Regions from separate parts of the Homo sapiens genome. Here all the other regions are linked to region 6. Evidence: chromatin loops called from intact Hi-C (ENCODE). Cell type or tissue: PC-9. All regions are shown on one strand.

Evidence for each region. A loop is a pair of places that touch in the nucleus more often than their neighbours do. Peaks named below come from ENCODE experiments on the same cell type or tissue, not always from the same donor. Only the 100,000 strongest peaks of a DNase experiment are listed, where the experiment ranks them.
Region 1: a loop joins it to region 6, with 16 times the contacts of the local background. A loop is called at or near these places in 22 of 110 quality-filtered maps.
Region 2: it touches region 6 in a loop (4-fold over the local background); 8 of 110 quality-filtered maps call a loop at or near these places.
Region 3: it touches region 6 in a loop (2.6-fold over the local background); 3 of 110 quality-filtered maps call a loop at or near these places.
Region 4: a loop joins it to region 6, with 26 times the contacts of the local background. A loop is called at or near these places in 6 of 110 quality-filtered maps.
Region 5: a loop joins it to region 6, with 8 times the contacts of the local background. A loop is called at or near these places in 92 of 110 quality-filtered maps.

What each region holds. Positions count from the first base shown.
Region 1 is chr1:220,216,066-220,221,065 of GRCh38, forward strand. All of the region lies in intron 2 of RAB3GAP2 (RAB3 GTPase activating non-catalytic protein subunit 2), which reads right to left. Among named protein-coding and RNA genes, the nearest start is that of SNORA36B, 18 kb to the left of the region's middle. RefSeq lists a silencer at 3,806-3,885 and enhancers at 4,036-4,085, 4,446-4,515. In PC-9, CTCF peaks have their summits at 1,562 (motif pointing left) and 2,752; no DNase peak of the experiment used is centred here; H3K27ac peaks cover 844 bases.
Region 2 is chr1:220,525,188-220,530,187 of GRCh38, forward strand. MARK1 (microtubule affinity regulating kinase 1) reads left to right here and starts at 2,949. Exons shown (of 18, transcript NM_018650.5): 1 at 2,949-3,686. The coding sequence starts at 3,636. RefSeq lists a silencer at 3,013-3,312. In PC-9, no CTCF peak of the experiment used is centred here; no DNase peak of the experiment used is centred here; H3K4me3 peaks cover 2,791 bases.
Region 3 is chr1:220,369,236-220,374,235 of GRCh38, forward strand. No RefSeq gene overlaps it. Among named protein-coding and RNA genes, the nearest start is that of RAB3GAP2, 99 kb to the left of the region's middle. In PC-9, a CTCF peak has its summit at 2,327 (motif pointing right); DNase peaks (open chromatin) are centred at 966 and 1,336; H3K4me3 peaks cover 469 bases; H3K27ac peaks cover 2,923 bases.
Region 4 is chr1:220,110,535-220,115,534 of GRCh38, forward strand. It overlaps IARS2 (isoleucyl-tRNA synthetase 2, mitochondrial), which reads left to right. Exons shown (of 23, transcript NM_018060.4): 11 at 252-403; 12 at 3,780-3,940. LOC105373475 (a long non-coding RNA gene) reads right to left here and starts at 2,058. Exons shown (of 2, transcript XR_922613.3): 1 at 1,907-2,058; 2 at 1,043-1,586. RefSeq lists an enhancer at 4,139-4,308. In PC-9, CTCF peaks have their summits at 2,805 (motif pointing right) and 3,004; no DNase peak of the experiment used is centred here.
Region 5 is chr1:220,687,352-220,692,351 of GRCh38, forward strand. C1orf115 (chromosome 1 open reading frame 115) reads left to right here and starts at 3,012. Exons shown (of 2, transcript NM_024709.5): 1 at 3,012-3,360. The coding sequence starts at 3,052. RefSeq lists a silencer at 2,843-3,082. In PC-9, CTCF peaks have their summits at 2,974 and 3,177; a DNase peak (open chromatin) is centred at 2,930; H3K4me3 peaks cover 1,153 bases.
Region 6 is chr1:220,774,199-220,779,198 of GRCh38, forward strand. The region is part of intron 4 of MTARC2 (mitochondrial amidoxime reducing component 2); the gene reads left to right. Among named protein-coding and RNA genes, the nearest start is that of MTARC1, 10 kb to the right of the region's middle. RefSeq lists a silencer at 1,161-1,315. In PC-9, CTCF peaks have their summits at 1,263 (motif pointing right), 1,476, 2,696 (motif pointing left) and 2,900; no DNase peak of the experiment used is centred here.

The sequences.
Region 1 (5,000 bases), 560 kb before region 6:
ATATGGGTTACAGGGAATCTTTAGAAATACCCCAAAATGAGCCTGAAACCTCTGGGACAGTCATGCAATTATTTTTCTTTTGCAATGGGATATTAGGAAACAAACAGATTTGGAACTTTTTTCTCAAGCAAAATAAGCTAAGGAGGCTGCACCATCTCCCGAAAGATAGGGAGAACATAACATTGGCAAAATCTCATTTTATTAAAGCTCTACTTTTCTTAAGGAATTCTGTATCTAGCTTGTTGTTTTTAATGTTTGTTTTTCTACAGATAAATTAGAAAATTATCCCCCAAAGATAAAAGTTATGAAGGTAAAACTTAGTTGTAATTAAATTTTTCCCTGGTTCCACAACTTCTGCTGTAGGATAGTCTTTGTTTACCCAACACATCACTCCTCATGATGGCTTGCTGTAAGCTGAGGACAACATTACCCGATGGTTTCCTCCAACAACTGAGACTCCAATTATACCAACTGTGAGGCACAGGACCTTCTAAGTGATTAGAGATCCACTTTCAGGTAGGAGCTTAGAAGAGGACAGCTTATATAGGAATATTATTTAGGCATTGCTTTTGATAAGAAATTAGGAGGGTCCAAAACTCTTTGATTGGTCTCTGACTCTTATCCTAAAATCTCCATCTCAATGCAATAAAAAAGAATCAATATAATGCTTCAGGAAAGGAATACAGCCCTTATTTGGGCATGTTCTCAAAAAAATTTGTTTTAATAATTGAGCATCTATACAAATAGATTCCTTCCTCTTATCACACTTCCAAAACTATGTTTAATCAGTAAATCCTAAAAATATTATAAAAGTTGCTTTTCTTTTTTTTTTCAATAAAGAATATTGTTCCTATGTTTCTGTCCCATGTTTTCAAAATAATGCCACTAACAAGGATTAGATCTGATGTTTATGTGCACAGAAAAGACAAAGAGTCAAAGATGGAAGACATTTAGAGGCCAACTGGTCCAAATTCTAATTTTATAATAAAGAAAATGGAGTCTCGGAGAGGTTAAGGGATGTGCTCCAGCCATAGAATTAGTGTCAGAGCCCAAACTAAAATCTAGGCTTCCTAATTCCTAATTCAGGTGGTCTTTCCACTCTATCACCCTGCTCATCTCTGTGGGTAGCTGTACTAGCTCTTTGGAAGCTTGTCTTTACTTGAGATTTGACTCTAATCTCATATTCAGTGAAAACCCTTTTCTCCAAAAGAACTACTGTATTGTCACTTTATTCCGGCCTAATCTTTCTGTAGTTCTTTGAGTCGATTTACAGCTACAAGATGACCACTGTATTTGAATATGTGAGCCAGAGTATTCTTGAGGTATTTCTTCAAGAACTCCTTTAAAAATACTTTCCCTCTCCTTTCTGTTTTTCCATCAGAAGTTCCAGTTCCTCTGGCAAACCCATCCTATCCTGACTCCTAACCTTCTTTCAAACTTACTGCAATTAAAAGTCTTACTACTCCCTGCTACCTGTTTATTCTGTGACTGCATTTCTCCCACACTAGATGAGACGCCCTCTGTTGGCAAAGCCTATGGCTTATATTATTTTTCACCTCCACATGTAGCACAGTCCACTAATAGAATATAGGAGTAAATAACAGCATTCCCTATCTCTTAAATAATATATTATCTATTCTTACACCTGAAACTGTATAACAATGAACAATCAACCTAAAGCTAGTATATTCAGTCCTTAGTAATGTTTTTTCTTAAGTAATACTAAGATTTAATAGTTCAAGATTCTGGCTGACATATTCATGGTAAGTACAAGTTAAAGAGATATAAGAACAGAATACCACTGTATCATAGTCTTCTTAGTTGGGCCTAAAACTCGGTGTCAGATTATGATCAAGCTGCTGCTACCCCAACAAATGGACTATAAGTGATCTCAGAAGCAAACATGAATTTTGTCCCAAAAGGACTACCCATGACAAAAGCATTGGAAATAGATGTCACTTGCTTGGAAGCAAATTCAGAAAAATGATTCCATAATCAATTATGATATCCCTAACCTGCTTAGCCATCTTATACATGTACATTTTTATTTACATGAAACTTGAGAATAAAACTTGATGTGGATTTTTATTCCGGTTTCATCCACTGAAGACGGGGGAATAAAGAAGCAAAAAGCCAAAATCTTCCATCATTCTTTACTGCAGTTTATTTTCTATGTCCTTTCTACTTCTCCAACTTTCTCTGTTACTGTGGTACTAAAAATATATCCTCCCAGTTTGCCATGGTAAAGTTGGATATGTACAACTGAGCATTACATATTATAAAAATAGGTTAGAAAATACGATAATATTATTATATCATCATTAGAGTTTGAAGTGCCATAAAATTCTAGATCTAAACTTTTAGTTGTGCTTCTCAAGAATGATGCTAACTTGTCACATCATTCTGAGCAAACTATCGCAAGGACAGAAAACCAAACACTGCACATTCTCACTCATAGATGGGAATTGAACAATGAGAACACTTGGACACAGGGTGGGGAACATCACACACCAGGGCCTGTCGTGGGGTGTGGAGTCAGGGGAGGGATAGCATTAGGAGATATATCTAATGTAAATGACGAGTTAATGGGTGCAGCACACCAAAATGGCACATGTATACATATGTAACAAACCTGCACGTTGTGCACATGTACCCTAGAACTTAAAGTATAATTTAAAAAAAAAAAAGAACGATGCTAACTTGTCACAAAATGCAATGGTGTTGTGCTCTTAATACAAGCTCCACAAGCTCTTTGGATCCACAACCACACGGGGGAGCAGCTGTATACCTATTCCAACTGCAAGCTCCTGGTCACATGTAATTCTAAAGTAACTTCTTTGTGACTAAGGCACAGTATTCAACATATCAGATTCAATACAAGGACAAAAAGCCTCTAATGACAATAACCCAAACCAAATAATATCCTTAAAATTATAAAGAGGTAAAAATGTATTGTTTTAAGCTTAGCTATAATATTTTGCCCCCAGCCAGAGTAAATTTTACCATATTATGAAGCAAATTCAAAACAGAAAACTGCTGGAGGTGTGGATGGGAGAAATCCTCAGGTAAATCAAATTTCTTTTAATAAATCTACAAATTAAGAAACTGTAGTACTAAGTGCAAGACAATGTAAGCAAAGATCCTAGAACTGCTTGTCTGTACAGATCAACAATCTCCTTCTTACACATGTCATAATCCTCTTGAAGCCAACTGACAGGATGATTCAATCTTAACAGAAACAGAAGGAACTACAGGGATCATTTGAGTGAAATTCCTCCTTTTCCAGAAAAGAAATCAAGCTCTAAAAAGAATAAGTGGATTTTCACTAACCATGCCAATACTATAGATAATACATTTAAAGCAACATACATTCACACAGTCCCTGGACAATTTACAGAGGAACTCTGGTCCTTCACTTCTAAAATCAGGGGTCTGAGGAAGAATGAGGAAATGGCCTGTGGGTCAGAATCCATGAGAAAGACTAGACCCTCGATGTTCTCATATCTCTCTCTCTCTGCTTTAATGTATCCTGTACAACACTGCCACAGTATTGCTCCAGAAGGGCTGCAGAAATACAAACCAAGAATAAAGAGTGTGAGTCCATCTGAAGTGACTCCAGTGCCAGATTTTTCAGGGAAGTCTCAAGTCTAAGCACAAATAACTTGATGAAAATATTGGTATAGTGGAGATTAGGAAATGCCCTCTCTAGGCTGGATCACAATGAGCTAGTATTAGGTTTTACAACAAAATATGATTTCCAGCGCCAGTTCCAGAAAGCTCAGGCAAGAAATAGGGCTGTAAACAACAATGCTCTGGGAAGCCTAATAGAGCATCAGCACACATTCAGTGGCTGACAAGATGCAAGCTCATCATTTTGTTTTGTGTCATAAGGGCATTTGCCTACTAATTAGCGTTTTGGAAAACTTCCCCAATAATGGGGCCCACAGTCTCTAACACTGCCCCTTTGAAGCTAGTGATCCAAAAATAATATCATTTGACAAGGTAATTTCCCAAGCCACGCCTGAAATGTAAAACAAAAAAAGCACCTCACTGCTTAAAGGTGCTCCACCAGGGACCTTGGGTTTTCCACCAAAACTTGCCTCCCCCACCCTGTTACTAAAGTTGACACTGAATTTGCCTGCAGTCTCCCCCATCATCGTCGTTGTGGTGGCTGCGCTAAGCTCCATGGCTCTGAGAGCCAGCCCGTCCCTTCCCTGCCACTGTGAAGTGGGTGTTCAGAGAGTCTCGCTCCTGGAACGCAGGTGAGTGGAGTCCCCGAAGATCCGCACAAAATAGCCCAGCCAGTTCCAGCAATTATGAAAAAGTCCAGGCTCTCAGACCGCTGACCCTGATAAGTAGAAGTCCTTGGTGCCACCTGGTATTCCAGTGGCTCAGTCCATGTGCATCATCACGAGTAGGATCCAGCTTGCTGCTGAAAAGGCCTCTGTCCCGTTTGTGGATAAGACAGTGCAGCCCAACCATGGGACAGCTTTAGGAGGCAAAAGCTGAAGATGGATTTTTTGTACCTGGCTGATATGGTTTGGCTGTGTCCCCACTCAAATTTCATTTTGAATTGTAATTCCCACAATTCCCACGTGTTGTGGGAAGAAGCCGGTGGGAGGTAACTGAATTATGGAGGTGGGTCTCTCCTGCCCTGTTCTGATAGTGAATGAGTCTCACAAGTTCCGATGGTTTTAAAAAGGGGAGTTTCCCTGCACAAGCTCTCTTCTCTTGTCTGTCGCCATGTGAGACATGGCTTTCACCTTCCACCATGATTGTGAGGCCTCCCCAGCCACGTGGAAGTGTAAGTCCAATAAACCTCTTTCTTTTGTAAATTGCCCAGTCTCAGGTATGTCTTTATCAGCAGCATGAAAATGGACTAACACACTGGCCTACGTGGAGAGAGCACCCTGGCTTCTTCTGAGGGCTGCTGCTGGGCTAGGTGCACCATTACCACTTGAGTATCTTGAAAATAGCTGGCAGTTTTCAGTTATTATACC
Region 2 (5,000 bases), 250 kb before region 6:
ATTCAAGCAACATGTCAAGAGCTCAGTAGTCACATGTAACTGGTACTGGACCCGGTAGTTCTAAAAAATTCTACTCCATAGGGCTGACGGTAGGCAATGCTCTTTTCCCACTTTTCACTGTAGGTTTAGCACCTTTTAGATCTTTATTTCCCTTTTGTTTTGTCAGTACTTCAATTTTCTTCCAAAACTTTCATTACCCTAACACATTAAGTTAGGAACCTGTGAATTGAACATGCCACATTTGGTTAATAACCCAAAAAAAAATTACTCAAAGCCTTAAAATATTCCCTTTGTCATTTCTCCATAGTCACAGACACAGAAGCTATATATAGTAACACAAAAAAATTTTGCTCATGAGCATTTTCATTTCTAAGGACTAGGGTTAAACAGTATTGACTCCATCACAATAATGCCTCATGTCATTTTTTTTTCCTCTCCCATGTTTAAGGATCTACTAATGCCATTTTAAGGGGAGAAGAGCTCATATAGGGACAGACAGTATTTCCTTTTGAAAAACATAGTGACTTTTTTTTTAACCTGGGCAAAGTGCATTTTCACTTAGTTTTCACTACATACCAAGCTTAAAATTGTTAGGTATTAATAAGGATTATTTGAATGGCATTTTCTTTTGGATAGAATTGTTCTATCCAAAAAAACAATTTGGCTAGCTAGAATTATGGATTCGAGCTACCTAGTAATGACTCTCTTTGAATGTAGTTTCACTGTTAGAAGTGTTCTTGGGGATTGACTTAAACAATAAATATCCCTTCCTATTATTATGTGATATTCCGTAAATTTCAATATGTGAAATAGTGAGCATTGTGTAGCAAATATAGCTAAGGGATTTGTCCATGGCTTTTAACAGACACTTTAAAATCTGTGGAAGCCACTGTGCCAGAATCTGGGGCTCTCCTTTAAGCTCTGTCTCGAATTAGCCATTATATCTTATGGGGTGAACCTATGGTTTTTGTGACTGGTGCAAGATTGAACAGCACCACATATTTCAGTTATCTTCTTCTGTATCTTATTAACCTGGTGCATCTGTGATCTTGAACAAGTTAACTTAGTGGAATTTTGTAAAATGGAAATAAATATGCCTGTCAGGGTCACCACGATTATAAAGATAGAAAAATATGTGAGTATACTTTAAAGAGCAAAATACATACTACCAGCTGAAGGAATGATTCATATTCCAATGGGGCTGAACGCCTTTTCACAGCTACTTGTTTATTGCTAGGTTAACTCAGGTACTATTGCAACACTAGGTACCCTTGTGTGGCTGCAGCAGTCAGTGATGCCGCTGACACTGTGATGGCAGCCCCTACAGGCAGCCGTCGCAATAGTTAACCAGAAAATAACCAGAAAAATACAGGATTATGCCCTTGCAACTTCAATGTATCTTGGTGATTCAGGATTTTCTGCAGAGGGCACGTAAATGCTTGACATTCTCAGTAACACATCATAGTTCAGGAGGCAGCATTGCAGTTCCGCTGCCTAAATTCTGTTTGAGAAGTGGTGATGACCACCAAAGGGATCTTGTTTTTTTTTTTTTTTTCATTTGCTTTGTGAAATTGGTAAGTGGTTACAAGAGAAAATGCTAAAGAAATAAGTACACAGATGGTGTTCTAGAAGTGAATATAGACTGGGTGAGAATTGCTTCTTTCCTCAAAGGATTTTTGTGTTTGCTATTTTCAGGTCTTTTGGACCCATGCTTCAAGGGTCAAGTGTTAACTTTTCAGAAACAACCTTTAATGAGTCAGGATAAAAACCATCTGGTTCAGGGATTCTTCTTTCAAATGGAGGAAATTCAGAAGAGACGAGAAATTTCCCACCATTATAAGAATTCCACTGGAGGCATACTGAAGCAGCTCAGAAAATCAATGTATCCGCTCCTATCTTTCATTCCTTTTGTCTTCCTGCCCATCCATGAAAGGAAGTGAAAAAGAAATGTTGCAAAGAAGAATAGAGAGACGATAAGGTTTTCGTTCTACAGGCTGAATGTGCAAAATGTAAGCTCTCAAATGAGATTAAAAAAAAATGCAGCCTTGCTTATAAAAGGCGAATGGGTCCTGGACAATGCACTACAGACGCGGGTGCCTACAGGATGTCTTGAGGCAGGTGGGTGGAAGTGTGAGGAAGCCACCTGGAAGAGGGAGGACAGGGCCCAAATCAGACACAGCTCTCCATCCTCCCTAAACAGGCTCGCCTAAGTGACACTTCCTTGTGTCCCAGGAAGTGACGATCAGCCAGTGTAGATGTTGTGACTCGCGGGTCTCACCCACTCCGAGGGTGCTGCAGGGCGCCCAGAGCGAGACGTCTTCCGCCGGCCCCATTCCCGAAGAGGCCGCGCCGTCGGGGGCTGAGACCCACTTGTACTGAGTCTCCAGCCGCCTCCCTAGGCTGCTGGCGCTTCTAGGGGCTTCTGTGCTTTTTGCCAAACTCTGAGGGTGACCCTGAACCTAACGGCTCCCTAGAGAAGGAGACTGACAGAGGGCTCAGGCGAGGATAGGGATTGAGAAAGCGTGGAAACGGGGGAGGAGGAGTAGAATTTAAGAATGGTAAAAGTCCCGAGGTAGGAGAAAAGGAGGGGTAGGATCCAGGGTAGGATTGAATCCAATTCTTCTCCAATGAAACGGACAAACAAACAAACAAACAAACAAAAACAGAAAGAAAGAAAAAGAAAAAAAAAAGCCACTGATTCACATCAGCTCTCTCTCACCCTCAACCCGGCAAAAACCAAACACGAATAAAAATAAAACCACCAGAGGCTCTTAGACGACCGTAAACTCTGCGGGTGGGGCACGAAACAAAAATAAACACAGGGACAGGCGGGCAAGAGAGCGCGGGAGGAGGAGGAGGAGAAAAAGGAGGAGGAGGAGGAGGAGGAGGCGGCCCCGCATCCCTAATGAGGGAATGAATGGAGAGGCCCCCTCGGCTGGCGCCCGCCCACCCGGCGGCGGCCGCCAAGTGCCTCTGGGCGCTGCGTGCCGCGCCCGCTGCTCCGCGCGCAGCCGGCTCGGGCCGCTCCTCCTGACTGAGGCGCGGCGGCGGCGGTGGCTGTGACCGCGCGGACCGAGCCGAGACATTCGCGCCGGGGGATCGGGCGCCGCCGCCGCTGGGCCCCGGGCGCGTGGATGCGGCTGGGTCGGGCGGCGCCGTACACCTGAGGCGGAGAACGGGGCGCGGCGCGGGTGACGCTGTCAGGGCCGCGGTTCCTGACGCCCAGGCGCTCGCCAGGACGAGCCAGGCAGTGATTTGAGGCACCGGCTTCACCTTCACCCATGGTCCGGAGAGCCTAGCGGGGCTCGCCACCGCCTCCCGGCTCCCCTTCCACGCCTCATCCTGCCAGCCTCGCCGCCCCGCCAGCGCCGGGCAACCGCCTCGCCCGAAGCCCTCCCTCGTTACTGTCCGCATACCCCGGCGGCGCCGCCGCGGGAAGCGGCTCCCCCTCCTCTTCCTCCGCGTCCTCTTCCCTCTTTCCCCCGCCGGGGCCGCTTGTTGCACCGCCCCGCGGCCTGCGGGAGCCGCTCGCCCCGGCCTTGTGCTCGCGTCCGCACCCCTTTCCTGTCGCCCCCCGGGGCCCGCACCACAGCCCGGCCGGCGAGACCCCGGCCAGACCCCGCTGCCCGCACAAAATGTCGGCCCGGACGCCATTGCCGACGGTGAACGAGCGGGACACGGAAAATGTGAGTAACCGGAGCCTCCCTCGGGAGCAGTGGGGGCGAGACCCTCCTCTGATCCCCACTTCACCCGCGCTTGGGCCGTCCCCCGTGCCTCGGCGCGGCCACCCGCGGCAGGGTCTCCACCTGGAGCCCGGCGTGACCCTCACCCACTGCTCAGCCCTATTCTTCATTCCAACCCCATTTCGCTTGTTTCCCCTCAAGGGTGAGGGTAGGGAACCGTAAGTGGCGCCCTCTCGCTCGGAGGTGGTCCTCCAGGGGCGGATGGGGTGATGGAGGGCAGAGAAGCAGAATGGGATGGCAGAGTGGGCAGTCAGGATTGCTTTATTTCTACCTCTGCATTCTGTGCCCCCACCCGAATGAATGCTTGCTTTACAATAGCAGACGAGCCGGCTACCTCTCACACTCTTGCTTTTCTGGATCTTTCAATCCTTTGCACTCTCCCCTCCTCCCCCCGCATTGCCCCATGACTTTGCTTTTTGTAACATTGTGTCCACATTTTGGGTCATGGGCACCAAAGCGAGAAGGATGGGAATGGAAGTGGAGATGTGTGCGTGTTTGTGTATGAGTTTATACTGCTGTGACACTCTTAGTAGGGATGAGTAGAAGAATTTCACGAACAGCATCTATGGCCCTGGGGTTACAGCAAAATGTTGAAAAGCCACATGAAGCCAAGGGCTTTTTAATCTCTTCCTTAAGTCAGTGATAATGATGCAGGGCAGGTTTTACTTTAAATATCTCTCCTCCTTGGAGTGTCACAAGGTGCACATCTTTAAAGGAGGGATTTTCTGTGTCTTTGATCAGATTGCCCTCTGGAGCTGTTATCAAGATGCAGATGTGCCGGGCTTTTAAACTCTTGAAAAACGAAAAGAACAAGATCCCTTGTATTTCCACCTTCTGAAAAGTACAGTTGTGTGTGTGTGTGCAAGTTCCTTTGTGGGAAGGTTTTCTTGTTTTTGTTTTTGTTTAAAACACTCAAGACCTGTAAATAGGGCTTGGCTGATTTTCCGACTGATTTTAAGGACCTAGAGGGGTACTAAGTTTTGGTCAGCTGTCCAGAGCTCTCTGTCTAGTTATCTCATCAGCCGTCCAGCTTTTGATATACCACTGACTTCATGGGGTTGGTAAAATAAAATAACGAAGCGCTTTGGTGTTCTTAGACAAAAGGCATGAGAGAAAGGATACAAGCTCACTTCTGAGTTGTTGGAGGGGTATAAACAGATGATTTCATCTTAGGAGGGAAGCACAGAAATTTAATATAACTATACAAAGAGAGAAGAAATTCTACTAAGAGACCATTGTTAGAGGACCTGTGAAGAT
Region 3 (5,000 bases), 400 kb before region 6:
CTTCTGTTATGAATGGCAAATACATAGCACATCTGCCATCCTTCCCCTCTCCTTCATCCATCACAGATTTTGGTAATCAGCCTCAGCACTCTTTCCAATTCAGCCTGGACACTGTCTCAGATACTTCCGTAACACTGTGCTCCAGGTAGCCTTGCCCCGTCAACTGGAATTGTTATGCATGTTGAAACCTATTTGCTATCCTGGGCTATACCATTTGCCTCCAAAAAGTAGGCCTATCCTTACTGTGTTAGTATTGTTTTGGATATAACTTGTTTAGTATTTTCATAACTTCTAGCTTAATCTAGAAGGCTTTATGCATCCTGGTATTGTTCTGTCAGGACTATGCCTCTCTTTCATGTAGGTAATGGTTAAGAGCACGGGCTCTGGAGTCAGACGGTCTAGCTTCAAATCCAGATTTGGGAAATCTACCAATTGTATGACCTTGGCCAATTAACCTTGTGAACCTCAGTATTCTCATTTGTAAAATGGGTGTAATAAGAGTACCTACTAAATATAGTTGCCTTAAGGATTGAATGTGGAAATGTTTATACAGAGTTTAGCACGGTATCAGGTATACATTAAGAATTTAATGCAGCAAATATCAACTAAACACACACACACACAAATTACTTGTCCCAGCCCCACTTAAATCATCATTGAGATTGTTTGGGATTACATTATTAGAATCATATTTAAATTACTCTGAAAACTTTCACCTTCTATTAACCATGATCCCCTTTAGAACTTCCGGGCTTAGTATTTTCCTTATGTTGTCTCTGAGAGCCTGACTTCCGTTCTCCCTGCTAGGCTATCCCCAGGCGTTTCCTTCCTTGATTCATGAACTCTAAGATGACTAGATCACCAGGTCGGCCCCAAGTATTATCTGCTGTATCAGCAATTTGGCCATGTTTGAGTCCAAATAGTGATTCCTCTCTTCACTCTTTCTGCCTTCTCATTGAAGCCACCCTAAAAATAGAGAGCAGTTCCCTCAGGGCAGATAGATTTGTGCAATGTATGTGTAATGCAAACCAAATGTTAGGATCAGGCCCAGCCACTCTGGAGCCCATTTGTCAAAAACAAGCAAGACTTGAGGCACTTTCTCTAAAGCACAGTAGCCAAATCTTCCACATGGAGTCAGTTTAAGCTGAGCCAGTGGCAAGTGCTAGGAAACTGCATTATCCCAGGCTGGCTAGCTCTGTCTCTCCCTAGGTTATTTTCAGAGGTCCTGGCACTTCCAATTAAGGGGTCATTGCGAGTGCACTCACTGAGTGCATGTGAAAGGGATCATATTCCCAAGATGAGGCTGGGAGAAGGTATTAGTCAGCAGCTGTGAAAGCGGCTAGCAGGCTCACAGGGCCGGGAGCACACATTACTGTAGGATTGATCATGCCACCTACACTCTCACCTCACACCCTCTCAACACACCCACACCAGGCTCTCTTTTTTTGTCTCTGATTCTAAGAAAGGCTCAGGATTAAAGGAACACAAGCTGATTAACCAGAATCCTGGTCATTCCAGGTCCTGGGAGAGGGAGTGACAAGGTTTACTCAGAATGGCATGACATGGGCAAAGATACAGGGAAGACCAGGTCCCAGATATCAGAAACAGGACCCAGAGTGGGCACTGGTCTTTGGAAGTGAGGCAGAATTTTAGGTCCCGAGGTTGGACAAGTGGCGAGTGTGAGTGTGATTGGTTCTGACTCTTGATTAGGCAGAGATACTTTAAATCTCTCCTACTCCAGCATAGGCTCTGCAGATGGAGATAAGCCTGGGCCAGGTAAGAATCAAAAGTCCCCTGCTATGGGAATAAGAGGGGACCCCAGACTAGGAACTGGGCTGGACCTCAACTATGGCACCCTGGCCTATACCAATTCATTTTGCTATGTCTTGTTTGTGTCAGCCCCAGTGACTCTTCGAGGGCAAGGGACATTCTTAATGTTGGCTGACAGGCACCTGTCACTCTATCCCTCTCCACCTCTCCAGGTTACACTGCTGTGATTAAAAGTAGTGTGAGGCCAGGGAGTCTGAGGATTCAGGTGAATTTAACAAAGTCAGGCAGGTAGTTACCTGAGGTGACAGACAAATATGCTGAGAATCCAGGACTCGAAAAACTGAAAAGATAAGACAGATGGGGTAGGTAGAATGTGGCAAGTCCAAGGAGAATAGCAAGGCTCAGTGGTCTTAGCTATGTCTGTAAGGTTACAGTGGCCCGGAGGCTCAGGGTTCCACAGGTAGAGGGGTCTGAGGCAGTGGTCCCAGAGAGCAGGAATACAAGCAAGCCCTGATCGCAGGCAGGATGCAGTGCTCTTCTTTCATGCTCCCTTACGATTAACCACAAGGTGGTGTAGGTGGCCCTGAGTGTAGGTGGGTGTAGGTTGCCCTGGGTCCTTGGGTAAGAAATTGCCAGAAACCTGTGGGTGCACCCTGCTTCTGAAGGAATAAAGACAGAGGTTCCAGTATAGCTGGAAGGTCTCCTACAGTCAGTGTGTGACTGTTGTTGGACTAGATACAGAAGTCCTCTTGGCCATGGAACATTTTGTTTGCCCAGGCGCCAAACTAGTATATGACAGTGGATCAGTCACCTGGGGGCCCAGGGGCTTTGTTCATATTTGTAAGAGGTTGATGGAGAGGCCCTGAAGTGGTAACACAGGCTGGAGACTCTATGGACTTTGGGATTTCATCAGAAGGATCATGGGATATGGAAAGCACTAAGGAGTATCTGTGCAAAGCTTTGAACTCTCCTTTCACTGTCTTTATGTCAAGCATCACTGTTATTTAGGAGCTTTGAGATCCCCATATAAGAGTCTTTTGTCAAGTTAAAAGTTAGAAGAATAGTAATAAACACTGCTTTTGGGGAAAGTTGTGGCAATTTGAAGAGCTGCTGATAAAATAGTTGTCATCTTTCCGTTCTCTGAGCCCTATGTATTAACTGGCTACTTCAGGAAAATTTGCACCAAGTATGGAAGACAGCAATCTGAACATCAACTTCTACAATTTAAAACTTTCTGGAACTTTCTTTTCCTATCCATTTGTTGTTTAGCTAACATTGTTGGTTAGTTCCTTATACATATTTACCAGAAATAAAAGGGATCCAGAAACTTCTGAGAGGGATTATAAAGCAGGTCTGCTATCTCTCCTCTCTCCTGTAAGTTGAGAATCAGCTGAGATTTCCCAGAGGAAAATTAATTCCATTTTTGATGCTTCTGAGCAGCCATAATGCTGGAAGTGTGAGTGTGTTCATCTGAGACGAGGTCAAGCCTTGCCCCTTCTCATTTGCCCTCCTTTAATTCTTCAGCGGAGCCCAGGATTTCAGGTTCTGGCTGACAACAAGTACCCCTACTCTCCCATGCCTTGCCTCTGCTTTGAGCAAATAAACCTAAGCCGAGCTCTGCCCCGACCAAGCTTCCCCATCGGTGGCCACTTTTTCTCACCAATTTCATTTGTATAACCCCTGGCTCTCCGGAGCATGGTATTGTGCATGGGGCTAGTGATGCTTGTAGACCAAGGCTGAGCTGCTTTTGTTATTTACATTCAACTGAACAACCACTTAACAATAATTCATCTCTGGGTTTAGTGAAACGATTAAAATGGGGTCATTGTCCTCATGGAGCTCATGACCTGACCCCTGTTGATAGCATCTGTGGCTCTGGCCACAGGAAGGTGCATAATGGTGCTATCCCTGGGCTGCCACTGGATGTGTTCTGTGACCTCCTTTGCTGGCACTCCTGGAGTCAGAGGTACCATGTGTAACTTTCTGTCAACACAGCCTCACCCATGAGAACACTAACACCACCTGACCTTGCGGTTACTTTGTTCCAGGCTTTCTCCTCCTTCTTCTAGGGTTCGAGCTTTCTCAATCTTTATCCAGGGCCTCAGCTCTTGAATAGCCCCTGTGGGAAGCTCCTTTCTGTGTTAGCAGGCAGCTCACTTTCTCTTGGAATATGTTGGCAGAAGAAGGGTTTAGCAAGTAGGAGGGAACCCTCGTCATGTTACTACATTTCTGTGTCCATGATGTGACTTGAAATATTAATCCAATTTGTTGTGCAGGAACCCTGGATAGCAACTCCTAATCTTGCCTGAATTTCAGTAAAATGTGGGGGAACCCAGTGATCCCATATAGATTGATGGCAAAGAGCTTATCAGGTAATTTCCTAATATCCAGGCACTGGCCCATTGTCACTTAGCATCTAATCTGTTCCTTGCTCCCAGGATTCAAGGAAATATTCCTGATGATATCTCTATTTTCTCTTCCTCCAGATGGGCAGTCCTCTTCAAAAAGCTCATAAGCAGTTCTGGCTCACAGGTGTCTTAAAATTGTAGCATTGCCGAGTTAGCAAAGAGTTAGAAACATTTATATGCCTATCTATAGGAACATCCTTGTCTTAGTCCATTTTGTACTGCTATTACAGAATGCCACAGACAGGGTAATTTATTATGAACAGAAATATATTGGCTTATGGTTCTGGAGGCTGGAAAGTTCAAGATCAAGGGGCCAGTATCTGGAGAGGGCTTCTCTTGCTACATCATCCCATGGTGAAAGGGCAAGAGAGGGCAAGAGAAAGATTGAGAAGAGGGCCAAATTTATTTTTTATAAGGAAACTACTCCAGCAATAGCAACATTAAATTCATTCATAAGAGCAAAGCCCTCATGAACTAATCATGTTTTAAAGGTTCCACCCCTTTATACTTTTACAATGGTGATTGAGTTTTCAACACAAGCTTTTTGGGGTACAGATTCAAACCATTGCAATGGTTAAATTCAAAACAACCTATAAAATGATATGCAGCGATTTCAAAGAGTGAAGTAGATCTATAGACACTGATGTGGAAAGACATTATGGTTATGTTGTTAAAAGTAAACAAAGTTTTATAACAGTTTATAGTATGATCCCATTTTGAGAAAGTTCTGTATATCAAACTGTAATTCAAATATACATCAAACTCTATAATGCAGTGATTATTTCTGTAAGAGAGATGAGTTTACTGGAGACAAGCATTCTG
Region 4 (5,000 bases), 660 kb before region 6:
TTTGCATTTTTAGTAGAGACGAGGTTTCACCATGTTGGTCAGGCTGGTCTCGAACTCCTGACCTCGTGATTTGCCTGCCTCAGCCTCGCAAAGTGCTGGGATTACAGGTGTGAGCCACTGTGGCTGGCAAGGTGACTACTCTTATTGCCACCTGTTGCTGCAGATTTAGTATTTTCTGGAAGTTTAGAGCATTTTTAGGATTTTCACAGTACTTTTTAATTATGTCTAATTTGGTGTTTTTTTTTTTAAAGTTATAAAGATGCTTCAGACTGCAAAGAATTTGTTGAAAGAGGAGAAATTGGTGCATAGCTATCCGTATGACTGGAGGACCAAGAAACCTGTGGTTATTCGTGCCAGCAAGCAGTGGTTTATAAACATCACGGATATTAAGACTGCAGCCAAGGTATAAAAAGCATCCTGTTTTAACAGGTCGGGCATATCATTCCCTCAGTATAAAGGGGCTGCATGTGAGGTTGAGGTGGGGTTTCAGGAGTAATAGGGATTGCTGCTATTATGATTTAGTTTCATAACATTGTAGAATTTTAGATCTGGAAGGACCTTGGACTTCCATTTTTTCATTATACATGTGTGAGAAATGAGGCATAAAGAGGTTGAGTGATTTGTCCACATCACACTGTTAGTAGATAGACTTTCTTGCCCAGTGTAGTCAAAGTTGCATAGAATTTGGACAGAACTGTGTTACCTAGTTTAACCTCCCACTGCCTCTGTTTCCTCATCTATATAAAGTGGTAATAATGCGTATCTCATGGAGTAAGGAAATTCGAGTTTCCAGAATATGGTCTGATACATAATAAGCAGTCAGTAAAACTTTTTTAAACCCTTTGCTTCCTTAAGATTGAAATTACAATCAATTAAAAAAGTTACTGTTCTGCTTACAAAGGAAGCATATTAAAAAGAAAAACTAACAATATGAAAAATATACAAAGTTGTTGCTTTGGAGCTAACAAATACTTATAATTGGTATTTAAATACTTAATATATATTTGAGCCCTTTCATTTAATATGTATCTTTCTATATGGGTATATATATATATATATATATATGTGTGTGTGTGTGTGTGTGTGTGTGTAAACATCTCTCACAACTTGATTCTATTTAATGAAAGAGCTTAAATATATATGTGTTAACCAGGTTGAATATATAGATATTTTGCTTTACAGTTTGAAAGATACTACTGTATTTAGCTGGTTCATTTATTGGCCTGGCAATTTGGGGTCCTTGCCAAAGCTTTTTATAGCAGTTTATACTTTCTATACTTGTGTAATGTGGACAACTATAATATATAGTGCATTTTGGTTTTTTCTTCATTTAAAGCCTCTCTTCCTTATTTGTCAATGTTAAAATTTGTAAATTGCAGCTCTGCACCGATTTTTGGTTGTAGAACATCTAAGTCTGACGCAATATATTTAAGCCAAGTTTTTTTTTTAACTTTTTTGTAAAGTTAAAAATTGTTCTTTGTAGAAGTAGTGAGAATAGGATAATGTATTGTCGTATTCCCATCACTCAGTTTCAACAATAATCAACTTTTGGTTAATTTTGTTTTTATCTACACCCCTCCGACCACCTACTTTTTTTTTTTTTTTTTTTTTGAGACGGAGTCTCGCTCTGTCGCCCAGGTCGGACTGCGGACTGCAGTGGCGCAATCTCGGCTCACTGCAAGCTCCGCTTCCCGGGTTCACGCCATTCTCCTGCCTCAGCCTCCCGAGTAGCTGGGACTACAGGCGCCCGCCACCGCGCCCGGCTAATTTTTTGTATTTTTAGTAGAGACGGGGTTTCACCTTGTTAGCCAGGATGGTCTCGATCTCCTGACCTCATGATCCACCCGCCTCGGCCTCCCAAAGTGCTGGGATTACAGGCGTGAGCCACCGCGCCCGGCCCGACCACCTACTTTTTACCCCTTAACAATTGGATTATTTTAAAGCAAATTCCAGGCACTATTTCTTCCATATTATATATTGTCCCGGCGATATTTTAGCACATATATTTGAAAGATAAGCTCTTTTTTTTTTTTTTTTTTTTTGAAACAGGGTCTTGCTCTGTCACCCAGGCTGGAGTGCAGTGGTGTGATCTCAGCTCACTGCAACCTCCACCTCCTGGACTCAACCTATCCTCCCACGTCAGCCTCCTGAGTAACTGGGACTACAGGCCTGTGCCACCACATCTGGCTAATTTTTGTATTTTTTCTAGAGATAGGGTTTTGTCAAGTTGCCCCGGTTGGTGTCGAACTCCTGAGCTCAAGCAGTCTGCCTGCTTCGGCCTCTCAGAGTGCTGTAATTACAGGTGTCAGCCAAAGATAAACTCTGTATTTATTTATTTATTTTCTTGAGATGGAGTTTCACTCTTGTTGCCCAGGCTGGAGTGCAGTGATGTGATCTTGGCTCACAGCAGCCTCCACCTCCTGGGTTCAAGCAATTCCCTGCCTAAGCCTTCTGATTAGCTGGAATTATAGGCATGCACCACCATGCCCGGCTAATTTTTTTGTATTTTTGGTAGAGACGGAGTTTCTCCATGTTGGCCAGGCTGGTCTTGAACTCCTGAGCTCGGGTGATCCGCCCTCCTCAGCCTCCCAAAGTGCTGGGATTACAGACGTGAGCCACCATGCTCGGCCAAACTCTTTAAAGCATAATTCCCATGCCATTATCACCACCTTTAAAAAGTAATAGTTATTCCTTAGCAAAATCAAATATCTATTCAATATTCACATTTCTTAGACTTTTAAACCAAGTATGGTATTAATCAAATTGATTTGTAGAGATTTTGCCATTCTGCCAATAGGTGGTGCTACAGAGAGCTTTGTGGGAGGGGACTTCTGGTAGTTACGGTGAGTGAGGAAACCATTTAAACCTTCTTTGAAAATGTAAAAATGCTTTTATTAATGGATAGAAAGATTTTTTAAAATGAAGTTAACATTTTGACCTTTTTGGAGACTATTAGTAAACATTTTTGCTATACAGTTAATCTTTTGCTAGTTGACAAATTAAATCAAATGGTAGCAGTTTTCAACCTTATTTTGGGAATGGAGGAAGGGAGCTTTCTTGAGAGGAAGTAACTGTTAGCCATTTGTCGATAGATATATATATATAGAGAGAGAGAGAGATTTATTTTAGAGACAGGCTCTTGCTCTGTCGCCCAGGTTGGAGTGCACTGCCATGCTCATAGCTCACTGCAACCTTGAACTCTTGGGCTCAAGTGATCCTCCCACCTCAGCCTACCAAAATGCTGGGATTACAGGTTTGAACCACATACTTGGGCTTATTTTGAGAAAGTGTTTTCTGTGTTGTAAACTATATTATGTAAAATTAGGTATATCGCAATCTTTTTTTGGCAGTCTACGATAGTAATTTATTTTTTAAGCATTTTAAAAAATGGTGGAAATCAAGTTTGAATTGATTTTAACTATAGTTTAGTGAAGTATAATAGTTCTATGAAAGCTTTTATTACCAGTTTTGATCTAGGGTTGGTGTAAATTAGAAATTGGTATGAAATCTTTTGTAACATTGTTAAAAAATGCAACAATGCTCCTGATATTATCACTGCTCCCGATATTATTTATTAAGTTCTTCGCGGCTCCATTTTTACTTTGCCTTATTTGCTCTGAAATCTTTTAGTTCTTTAGTTGTTTTTTTGAGGGGAGGGTAAGGGAGGTATGTGAATGGCTACAAACATCCAAAAGAAACAAATGCATTTGGAAAATTGACTGTTCTAGAATACTTGTTCTGCTTTCTCTCACAAGACTTGATTTATGAATTAATTGCAGGAATTGTTAAAAAAGGTGAAATTTATTCCTGGATCAGCACTGAATGGCATGGTTGAAATGATGGACAGGCGGCCATATTGGTGTATATCAAGGCAAAGAGTTTGGGGTGTTCCAATTCCTGTGTTTCATCATAAGACCAAGGATGAATACTTGATCAACAGGTAGAATGCTTTCTAAAATTTTTTAGTGTTTTAAAGTGAAATATTTTTTCTTCAAAAATTGAAAAATAATGTGGATGATTAAGAACCGTTTATATATGTTAAATAAAATATGCTAAAATAGTCTTTTGGGGGACTAAAATATAAGTTCAAAACAATTCTATCATACAGTTAAAATATTAACTAGATTTTCTTAAATATTGATACTTAGAAGTAAAGTCTCTGACTTTTTTTCTATGAGAATTTATTGGGCTGTATTAAGGTATCATGGATCCAAAGATGGACAGTGTTTAGCAGGGGAGCCTGAAATGTATTTTTTCTAAAGGAATGAAGAGAATCACTCTCACATTCTGAGTCTGCTTTCCTTTTCAGTGGAAATGGGATTATGTAATTGTGTAGATACTTAAAATTTAAGAAATTGTAGTTAAATGCACATGATTACACTGATGATTATATTCCCAGTTTTTCCCTTTTTTTTTTTTTGAGTTGGAAAGGTAATAGATGGACATAGTGAACAATTCATAGTAGAAAAGCTTGTACACTGAAAAGTAGGCTTTTTCCTACTCCAGGTATCCAGAACCTTTTTTTGAGGCAGTCATTGTTTACAGCTGTTTCTGAATCTTTCCAGAAAAAATGAATTCTTCTGTCAGCACATACATATGTTTATACAAAAGAGAGTATCTCTATCTTCTGCTCTGTGCCTAGATTTTTTTCACTTTATGTGTTATGATTTATTCCAAATCACTACACATAGATCAGCCTCATTCTTAAGCTTTATTAAAGCATACTTTACATACTATAAAATTCATGGCCAGGTGCGGTGGCTCACGCCTGTAATCCCAGCCCTTTGGGAGGCCGAGGCTGGTGTATCATGAGGTCAGGAGTTCAAGACCAGCCTGGCCAAGATGGTGAAACTCCATCTCTACCGAAAATACAAAAATTAGCCAGGCATGGTGGCGCGGGCCTGTAATCTCAGCTACTCCGAAGGCTCAGGCAGAGAACTGCTTGAACCTGGGAGGCAGAGGTTGCAGTGAGCCAAGATCGTGCCACTGGACTCCAGCCT
Region 5 (5,000 bases), 87 kb before region 6:
ATCACTTGAACCTGGGAGGCGGAGATTGCCGTGAGCCAAGATCGCACCATTGCACTCCAGCCTGGGCAACAAGAGTGAAACTCTGTCTCAAACAAACAAACAAACAAAAAACCCTACAAGACTACCTAAGTTTTCACCGAGGAGCAAGAGACTCATTCTCTGAACAGAATAACTTGTAGAGAGACAAGGGAATGCAACATAAAGACAGTTTCTGATTACATCTCCTTAAATTCTGCTTGTTCACTGGTTATAGAGACTTAATCTGGAGATCAATTTTTAATTGTTCTAGTGTTTTGCCTTTAAAGGCAAACTAAATGTTGTTGTGATATTTGAACAGTATTTTGTACTGACAAAAACACATTTTAGGCCCATGGATGTTCTACCTTCGTCTCTATTTGTATTAGTCCGTTCTTGCACTGCTATAAAGAAATACCTGAGACTCAGTAATTTATAAAGAAAAGAGGGTTAATTTGCTCACAGTTCTGCTGGCTATACAGGAAGCATGATGGCTTCTGCTTCTGGGGAGGCCTCAGGAAACTTACAATCATGGCAGAAAGTAAAGGGGAAACACGCAAACATGGCCAAAGAAGGAAGATGAGAGAGAGAAGGGGGAGGTGCACACCACCCACTTTTAAACGACCAGATCTCGCGATAACTCACTCACTATTACTAGGATAGCACTGAGGGGATGGTGCTAAGTCATTCATGAAGGGCCACCCTCATGATCCAATCACCTCCCACCAGGCCCCACCTCCAACAGTGGGGATTACAATTCAACATGAAATTTGGTGGGGACATAGAACCAAACTATATCACCATTTGATAAGCAGCCTAGGGTTCTTTGAGGTCGGTTTTGTACAAAAAAAAAAGGGACTACAAGGGTCTCTGTTTGTTTATAAAGTAATAGTTGCTTTAGCAAAATTACAAATCTACAAATCTACTTTCTCTTAACCTTTTAAATTCAAATTACATACTGTTTTAAACTATTTACTCACCCGATAAAATTTTACAATTACTGTAAGGAGGCACTTTTACTGTTTAGTTAATTCTCCTAAACATTTCAAGCAACTTTTACAAATTTAATATTTGACTTTCTTTTCAAGTACTTCAATTCTATAACAAAACTCTAAGTAATTCTTATAAATATAGTAAGTTAAATTCATTTTCATACCCATTTCACCTGAAATTGAATTGTACATAAATTTTATATACTATTTTACATATAAAGACTCTATGTTTTTAAGATTAAATATAAGTCATTACTTATTACCTTATTACATAAGTTAAATAAAAGCGTAAATCAATTAGCTGATTACTTTTTTTTTTTTTTTTGAGACAGAGTCTCACTCTGTTGCCCAGGCTGGAGTGCCGTGGCACGATCTCCGCTCACTGCAACCTCTGCCTCTTGGGTTTAAGCGATTCTCCTCCTCAGCCTGCCGAATAGCTGAGACTACAGGAGCACGCCACCATGCCTGGCTAATTTTTGTATTTTTAGTAGAGACAGGGTTTCACTATATTGGCCAGGCTGGTCTCGAACTCCTGACCTCAGGTGATCCACCGCCTTGGTCTCCCAAAGTGTTGGGATTACAGGTGTGAGTCACCGCACCGAGCCACACATTTTCACTTTTTTAGAAATGGGGCCTACGTTGCTCAGAACTCCTAGCCTCAAGGGATCCTCCCACCACAGCCTGTGGAGTTGCTGGGATTACAGGTGAAAGTCACCATGCTGGCTCACATTTTAAGTTGGAATCACAAAACTAATTTCTTTTGCATCCTAGTGAACTAAATTGTCGTAAACATTGTATGTGCTTATACCAACATATACACGTTATTCTTAAATTTAATCACAAACTTTAATGTTAAAATATCAGTGTATCTAACAATCTATGTTATTTTATACCTAAGTATTTTTTTGAGATGGGATCTCACTCTGTCGACCCCTTTGGAGCGCAGTGGCACAATCATAGCTCACTGCAATCTCCACCTTCCAGGATCAAGCGATCTCCCTACCTCACTGGGACTACAGGTAAACTTTTGTATTTGTTTTTCTATTTCTAGAGATGAGGTCTCCCTGTGTTGCCCAGGCTAGTCTCAAACTCCCAGGCCCAAGCGATCCTCCTGAATAGCTGGGATCACAGGTGTGCGCCCCTACGCCTGGCTAATTTTTTTTTTTTTTTCTAGAGATGGAGGTCTCACTATGTTGCCCAGGCTGTTCCCCAACTCCTGGGCTGAAGCTATCCTCCCGGCCTCTCAAAGTGCTGGGATTACAGGCGTGAGCCACTGCTTTCGGCCCTTAATTCTACATTAGCCAGAATTCAAAGGCATTTACCCACTTAAGAAAATAGGGCACTCTCAGCTTGTTGAGATTCACAGTACACTGATAATGCTTATCTCACAGAGAGATATTCCTGAAAATCATGATTTTAAAGACTGCGCCATATGCTGGCATGTCTGCACCAGAATTTCCTTTGCGCCTCCCTGTTGGTTTGCTCCACTTTTTCACTGAGTCAGACCGTTGAACACCGTGGACACACTGTCTTGCGTTTCCGAATATTTCCTAGAATACGGACGTTTCCTAAGACTCACGATAAAGATTTTCTGATCGTCTCTCCAAAACCTTGCCACCAATTTGCACTCCCACGAATCCTGTTACCGTGACTATCTCGCCATGCCCTCCCTAGCACTGAGCGTGATCTCTAGTATCATTTTCCATCGTTGCTAATTTGAACATGAGCAGATGGAGTCCTATTATTTGGGGTCATTAATTTCGTAGCAAGTGCAGTTGAAGGTGTTTTGCATGTTCATTGTGCAGTGCGCGCCGTAGTCTGCACAGTTTGGCCGGCAGGTGGGATGAAGGGCGGGGCTGGCGGAGCGCGCCCGCCGCCTGGTAGGCCAGTTCGGAGCGGAGCCAACGCTATCCCGGGCCCCACGGCCAGGGGGCGCTGCGGCCCCCCCAATCCCCCGCCCCGTCCGGGCTGGGGCGGAGGAGCGGGCGGGGACCAAAGGTTGGTGTCTTTGCGCTCGGACCTTCGCCAGAGGGGCCGGGACATCATGACGGTGGGAGCCAGGCTCCGAAGCAAGGCGGAGAGCAGCCTCCTGCGCCGCGGGCCCCGAGGGCGAGGGCGAACCGAGGGGGACGAGGAGGCGGCCGCCATCCTGGAGCACCTGGAGTACGCGGACGAGGCGGAGGCGGCGGCCGAGAGCGGGACGAGCGCGGCGGACGAGCGGGGCCCGGGGACCCGGGGCGCGCGGAGGGTGCACTTCGCCCTCCTGCCCGAGCGCTACGAGCCACTGGAGGAGCCGGCGCCGAGCGAGCAGCCCAGGAAGAGGTACCGGAGGAAGCTGAAGAAGTACGGCAAGGTAGGGGCCCTGCGCCACCACTGCCCGGGGGGCGCGGGTGTGGTGTCCCGCGGGGGAGCGGGAGCCGGGTCCTTACCATCGACTCACCCAGTTTCTCCGGGCTGCACCTGCGACCCCTCCGCCCCCGCTCCCATTCCCTCGCCGGAGGGAAGCCGCGAGTTGCGAGTCGTGATAGAAACTTAAATCGGGGGTTGCGCTGGGTGGTCCCTGCTGTGCCTGCTATTGCGCTCCTGGCTTCTTAAGAACATTCTCAAGGGGCTCCTACCGCGGTGGTTTTTATGTAAGATCAGGAATCAGTTTCCTGATTACAGATGGGAATACTGAAGCGTTAGCGCGGCAGGTGACTTGGAGAAGGTGGCCCAGTTGGAAAGAAAGAAATTGCAACCCAGTGTATTTGTTTTCCAGTAACATCCCCTCCAGGATATCCCACTAGTTGAGAAATGTTTGGGTTACTCTCCCAAATATTCCCAAGGTTATTTCCCGAGCCTGGGAGCGCAACAAATACATAAATAGGCGCTCGTTGAATTTTTCTCGTCTAGCCAACTATCAGTGTACTCTGGGGCCTTCAAAACATTCTGCCGTTTGTCTCGGGGAGATGGGGTTAGGAAGAATGAATATGGGAGAAAATGACAGTTTCCTTCGCGGAAATCAAAGCGCAGATGCAGTTCCCAGGTGTCTCTGCATGGAAACAGTCGAAGCTGCTGCCGGAAGCTCTGCTGGCCTGGACAAGGCCACCCAGAATAAAGTCACAGAAGTTACTGTGTCCTGGCCAAAGGCCACGGGCCCCATCTGATTTATTGTCTATTTATCTGTGTTGCCCAATGCCGTCTTACACCTGAAGCCATTCAGTCTCCATGCCTGGGAGCTTAGGTTTATCATCCTCTTTAAAGGTATGTCAGCAGCTTCTGGAGCAGAATACAGGCAGGGGTAAAACTATAAAGTTGGGTCTTTCAGGCTTAGAGCCCTGCTAGGACGATTCATCTCTGCTTTGGGTCCCAGTTGAGCACAAAGAAGCCATCATGTCCCTCTCCATTGGTGAACTGATACTGCAGAAACCTCAGCTCAAGGACTAGGACTTGAAGATATTTTGGGGGCACTCATTATGCGTCAGGCATTGTGCTGAGCAGTAGAGATGCGAAAATGAATACAGTGCAGCCCTGCCCTAGAGAAGGGCACAGCCTCCCAGGGAGACACTGACATAGCTGGCTCCCCCCGCCCCCGGGGGGGCTTCAGGGCACAGAGCTCAGGCAGTTCACTCCTCAGCGGTGAGCTTGTAAACTCAGGGAAGTTTTCAAATCACGGTGACATGAAAACTGGGCACAGAAGGATGAGTTAAGATTTCACCAGATAACAGTGAAGTGGTATGAAGTAGGCACACTTCATCCCCACTAGAACGGCTACTCCAAAAAATGTCCAAACAAACCGAATAACAAATGTTGGCGAGAATGTAGAGAAATTGGAACCATTGTACATTGCTGGTGGGAATGTAAAATGGGACAGCTGCTGTGGAAAACAATTTGGGAGTTCCTTAAAAAGTTCAGTGTAGACTTATTCTGTGATCTAGCAGTTCCACTCCTAGGGATGTAACCAAAGAATTGAAAACAGGTACTCAAATCAATGTTTATATACACATTTTAATG
Region 6 (5,000 bases):
TAGGACCACAGGCACACACCACCACACCTGGCTAATTTTTGTAATTTTGGGAGACACGAGGTTATATCATGTTGTCTAGACTGGGAGCACCCTTTTTTAATACCCGAATAATGATTATTGCACATATGTCCCATGTATATTTAGCCAGTCTCCAGGAGGTGACTTGGAGCTTTCTATAATCATGTAGAGTCATTGATATCAAGTCAGAAAAATTGCTATGGATTTAGAAACAGAATAGTCTTATTTACATATTCCCTCGACTTATCACAAAATAGTTTAAAGTTGTTTCTAACAATTGTGCGTACAACACAATATTATAAACACATGAGTAGAAAACCAGGAGCAGTGAAAGTGAGGCGCCAGTCCTGCGACAGAGATTAAGCAGATGAAGGGGCTGGGATGGTGGTGGCAGGAGGCTCAAGGAACAGAATCCCAAAGGCTTGGTGGCCTGGATCTAATTTGAACTGCTGCTCTGATCTGTGGTCTTACAAGTGATGTCTTTCATAGCCCATTGCCACGGCAGGCCATGCAGGCTCTTTCCACCTCACTCTCAGCGGTCTTATACTTCTGTGGTCAGCTGGTATTTAAGAACTCACCTTGGCCTCCATTCTCACCTGACTGTGCACTCTCTCTGGCTATACATAGAGAGATGGACTATATAGGTAGAGATATATATTCTTCACATCTGTATCTACTTCCTCTGTCTGTGTGGATATAGCCATGCAATTGTGTGTCTATATAGACCCGTGTGTGTGCGTGTGTGTGTGTGTGTGTACACACATTCGTATGCATCTACGGAGAGAGAGACAGGAAAAAAGGGAGGGAGACTCTCCATTAGTAGTCAACTTTTAAGTTTCATACATCCAATTTTTTTGCTTGGCAAATGCCTACATGGATCTATGAAGGTTTCAAACAGACAAACACCCTCAGTTGTGTGTTCCACAACACCCACCCGCCCCACCCTTATTTCACTTCTCTCTCTGGGTGCTGCTTGTGATGGAAAACCCTCTAGTCCTAATTTAGTATTTACAAGATGTGCACACGTTCATTCATAGCAAATCCTCAGGATTATTTCCTCAGAGCTGAACCCTTATGTATAGTACTCCCCTTTCTCCTTGCCTTTTCCTCTTCCTTACCTTGCTTCTTTCATCTTGAAAACTCCATAGTTTTATCCCATCACTCTAAGTAAATGTCATTGGGGCCTGGATTTCGGCAGACTGCGGAAAGGTTGATTACCAGCAGGGGGCGCACTAAGCGTCTCGAGCTGATTTTGTGTTTAGGGAAGACCCCGGAATCTTTTTCTCTACCTATTTACTTATTTATTTTTATCTTTCCAACTTTTATTTTAGGTGCAGGGGTACAGGTGCAGGTTTTTTATATAGGTAAATTGTGTGTTGCTGAGGGTTTGGTGTACAGATTATTTTGTCAGGCAGGTAATAAGCATAGTACCCTATAGTGTTTCAATTCTCACCCTCTTCCTACTCTCCACCCTCAAGTAGGCTCCCGTGTCTGTTGTTCCTTTCTTTGTATCCATGTGTATTCAACATTTAGCCTCTACTTATACATTAGAACATGTTGTATTTGGTTTTCTGTTCCTGCAGTAATTCTTTCAGAATAATGGCCTCCAGCTCTATCTATGTTGCTGCAAAGGACATAATCTGTGTTTTTTTATGGCTGCATAGTATTCCATGGTGTATGTATACCACATTTTCTTTATCCAGTCCACTGTTGATAGGCATCTAGGTTGATTCCATGTCTTTGCTGTTGTGAACAGTGCTGTGATGAATATACGCGTGCATGTGTCTTTGTGGTAGAATGATTTATATTCCTTTGGGTATATACCCAGTAATGGGATTGCTAGGTTGAATGATGGTTCTATTTTAAGTTCTTTGAGAAATCTACAGATCGCTTTCCATGGTGGTTGAACCAATTTACATTCCTACCAACAGTATATAAACATTCCCTTTTCTCCACAGCCTCGCCACCTGTTATTTTTTGACTTTTTAGTGATAGCCATTCTGATTGGTGTGAGATGGTAGTTCATTGTGGTTTCGATTTGCATTTCCCTAGTGATCAGTGATATTGAGGATTTTTTCATGTGCTTGTTGGTCGCGTGTATGTCTTCCTTTGAGAAGACACTGGAACTTGCTGAATAGCGTATTTCACTCTTTGTATGTCTAGTAGAATGTAATGGAAATTTTAATTTCATGCATTATTAAATTTATTTTAATAGTATATAATTTATTATTTTAAATAACTGAATTAATAATTGCATTTAAACTTAATTAGCATAGTATTTTTTTTACTGCAAATAATGCTTTACACCAAAATGCTGACAATGATCAGATTAGGTTGAGAATATATATGATTATAGGTGGTGATTAATATTTTAGGAAGTAACTAGAGCCGGCATTTGGGGGTGTTGCGGACGATTCTTACGAATCCAGACAATTTGCTCTTTTAAACGCGGCCTTGCGGTTGTCTAACAGTGAGAATAGATGACTAACTGAATTTGTCAGACTCCCTGCCTTCTGTCATAATAACGACGCAGAATTGCCACCGTTATGTGTCTTGGAAATCTTAAATTCTTTAGCTCTCACACACAAAAAATTGAACGGAAGATACTTGGAGAGCCAGGGTCCATTCAGCACAGCGCGGCTGGGTCGGCTTCCATTCCTGGGTCCGCAGCGCCCTCGTGTGGTAGGTGCCCAGCCTTCCTGGCTGCATCTCAGGCCAGGGTACCCATTGATCCTTACTTCCCAGTACAGTAGCTGCCTTCCTGGGTCACACCCCATCGGAGGTCACGATCTACCAGGAGGTTAGCCACCCGCTGTGGTTGTCTTGTAGTTCTTCGCAATAAGTTACTGGCTAGGAGTGCTTGTAATAAGTCCTGAGTAGGACATGGCGATTCCATTCCTTACACATGTTGTGTACACGCAGTTATCCTCAACTGGTTGGTTGGACCGTGGCGTTTATTTCCACAAAGCAGCAGTTTCCTAAAGGATGGTTTAGAACCCAGTGCATCCATGGAGACCTCCTTACTTTAGTCTCTAGCTGTGGTCATGCCCTGTAGGAGATTTCTGAGTTTTGAAGACCCGGTTAGGTACTGGAGAATCATTTGCATTTGCTGAAGCACCACTATAGGCCCGGGAGGGGGTTGGAGGGGCTGGCTTGCCACTGAAGGAGGACCAGACATGGCCTGGTCATCAGCGGCAGAGGGAGAAAAGTTATGGGGCTAGTCCCTACCCCCTGCCCTGCTCTGCCTCCTGCAGAGACTTCAGACCTCTTATGCCTCCTGCCCAAGCGAAGCAGCCAGGGGAGTAGGAATAGGTTTCTTTAGTTCCTAAGTCAAGACGATTGTTTCTCCGAATTCCTTAGACTCACAGTCTATGTTGTTGATTTATGGAGGCAGTAGTGAGGCCCCGTACCCCAATGCCTCCTACCTTGAGACCTGGACAGAGGATTGCCCTGTGAAATTCAAACCTTAAATCAGTAGGTAGCAGCAGAGACAGGCATGGTGCCTTAAAGATAAAGAATACAGATGGCCTCCCTATTCACGGAGGGGCCTGCAACCTTTATATAGCTCTACATACATCCCCTCCCGTGTGCAGATGCTTCTTGACTTACCATGGGGTTACCTCCCAATAAATGCATCATAAAGTCAAAAAGTTGTAATCTGTCTGGATATATGTATTGGTCTGTTCTCACATTGCAATAAAGAAATACCTGAGACTGGATAATTTATAAAGAAAAGAGGTTTAGGCTGGGTGCGGTGGCTTACACCCTGAAATCCCAGCAGTTTGGGAGGCTGAGTTGAGCGGATCACCTGAGGTTAGGAGTTCAAGACCAGCCTGGCCAACATGGCGAAACCCCATCAGTACTAAAAATACAAAAATTAACCGGGCATGGTGGCACTGCCTGTCATCTCAGCTACTCAGGAGGCTGAGGCATGAGAATTGCTTGAATCTGGGAGGCGGAGATTGCGGCTGCAGTGAGCCGAGATTGCGCCACTGCATTCTAGCTTGGGCAACAGAGTGAGACTCTGTCTCAAAAAAAAAAAAAAAAAAAAAGAAAGAAAGAAAGAAAAGCGGTTCATGGTTCTGCAGTCTGTACAGGATGCATAGCGGCTTCTGCTTCTGGGGAGGCCTCCCGAAGCTTCCAATCATGGTGGAAGGCAAAGGGGGTCCAGCTTCCTACATGGCAGAAGCGGAAGCAAGAGAGCGAAGGGGAAGTGCCAGACACTTTTAAGCAACCGGATCTCGCAAGAACTCACCCACTATCATGAGAACAGCACCAAGGTGGTGGTGCTAAACCATTCATGAAAGATCCACCCCCATGATTGAATTCTGTCCCGCCAGGTCCCACCTCCAACAGTAGGGATGACAATCCGATATGAGATTTGGTGGGGACACAGATCCAAACCATATCATGTTATACGTGTATATGTAATATTGAAGGAGTTAAGATCACATGAACCCAAAATATGCCGCTCCAGCATGTTGACTTTTTTGAGTTAAGAACACTTGAAAAACAGAGGTGCAAGAAGATCACTCTGCCCTTCCGTTTCTTAAAAGCAGGAGATGAAATTCCTGTGTAAAAGATGTCTCCCAATACCAGAAGGAAAGTGTCATGCTTATCATCAAGGACAAAAAGTTGAGGCTGAGGGAAATCTGTACAAACCCTGTCAAGCCAATCCTCATCTTCCCTGTCCCTCTCTACCTAGTTAAGTACCCTAGTCCTGCCACATCTTTGCCCAATTCTGCATATAATGTAAGTGTTCAACTCTAATTGCATCTTCATTTTGTCATGAAGGTTCCAGTGCCACGTAAAAGTTATATTAAATAAATATGTATGCATTTCTCCTGTTGATCTATCTTACGTCAATTTAATTACTAGGCCCAGCCAAAAAACCCTAAGAGGGTAGAGGTGATTTTTGCCTCCCTACAATATAATCCATATAACCACCTTATATATGTATATGTATGTGTGTGTGTATAAAA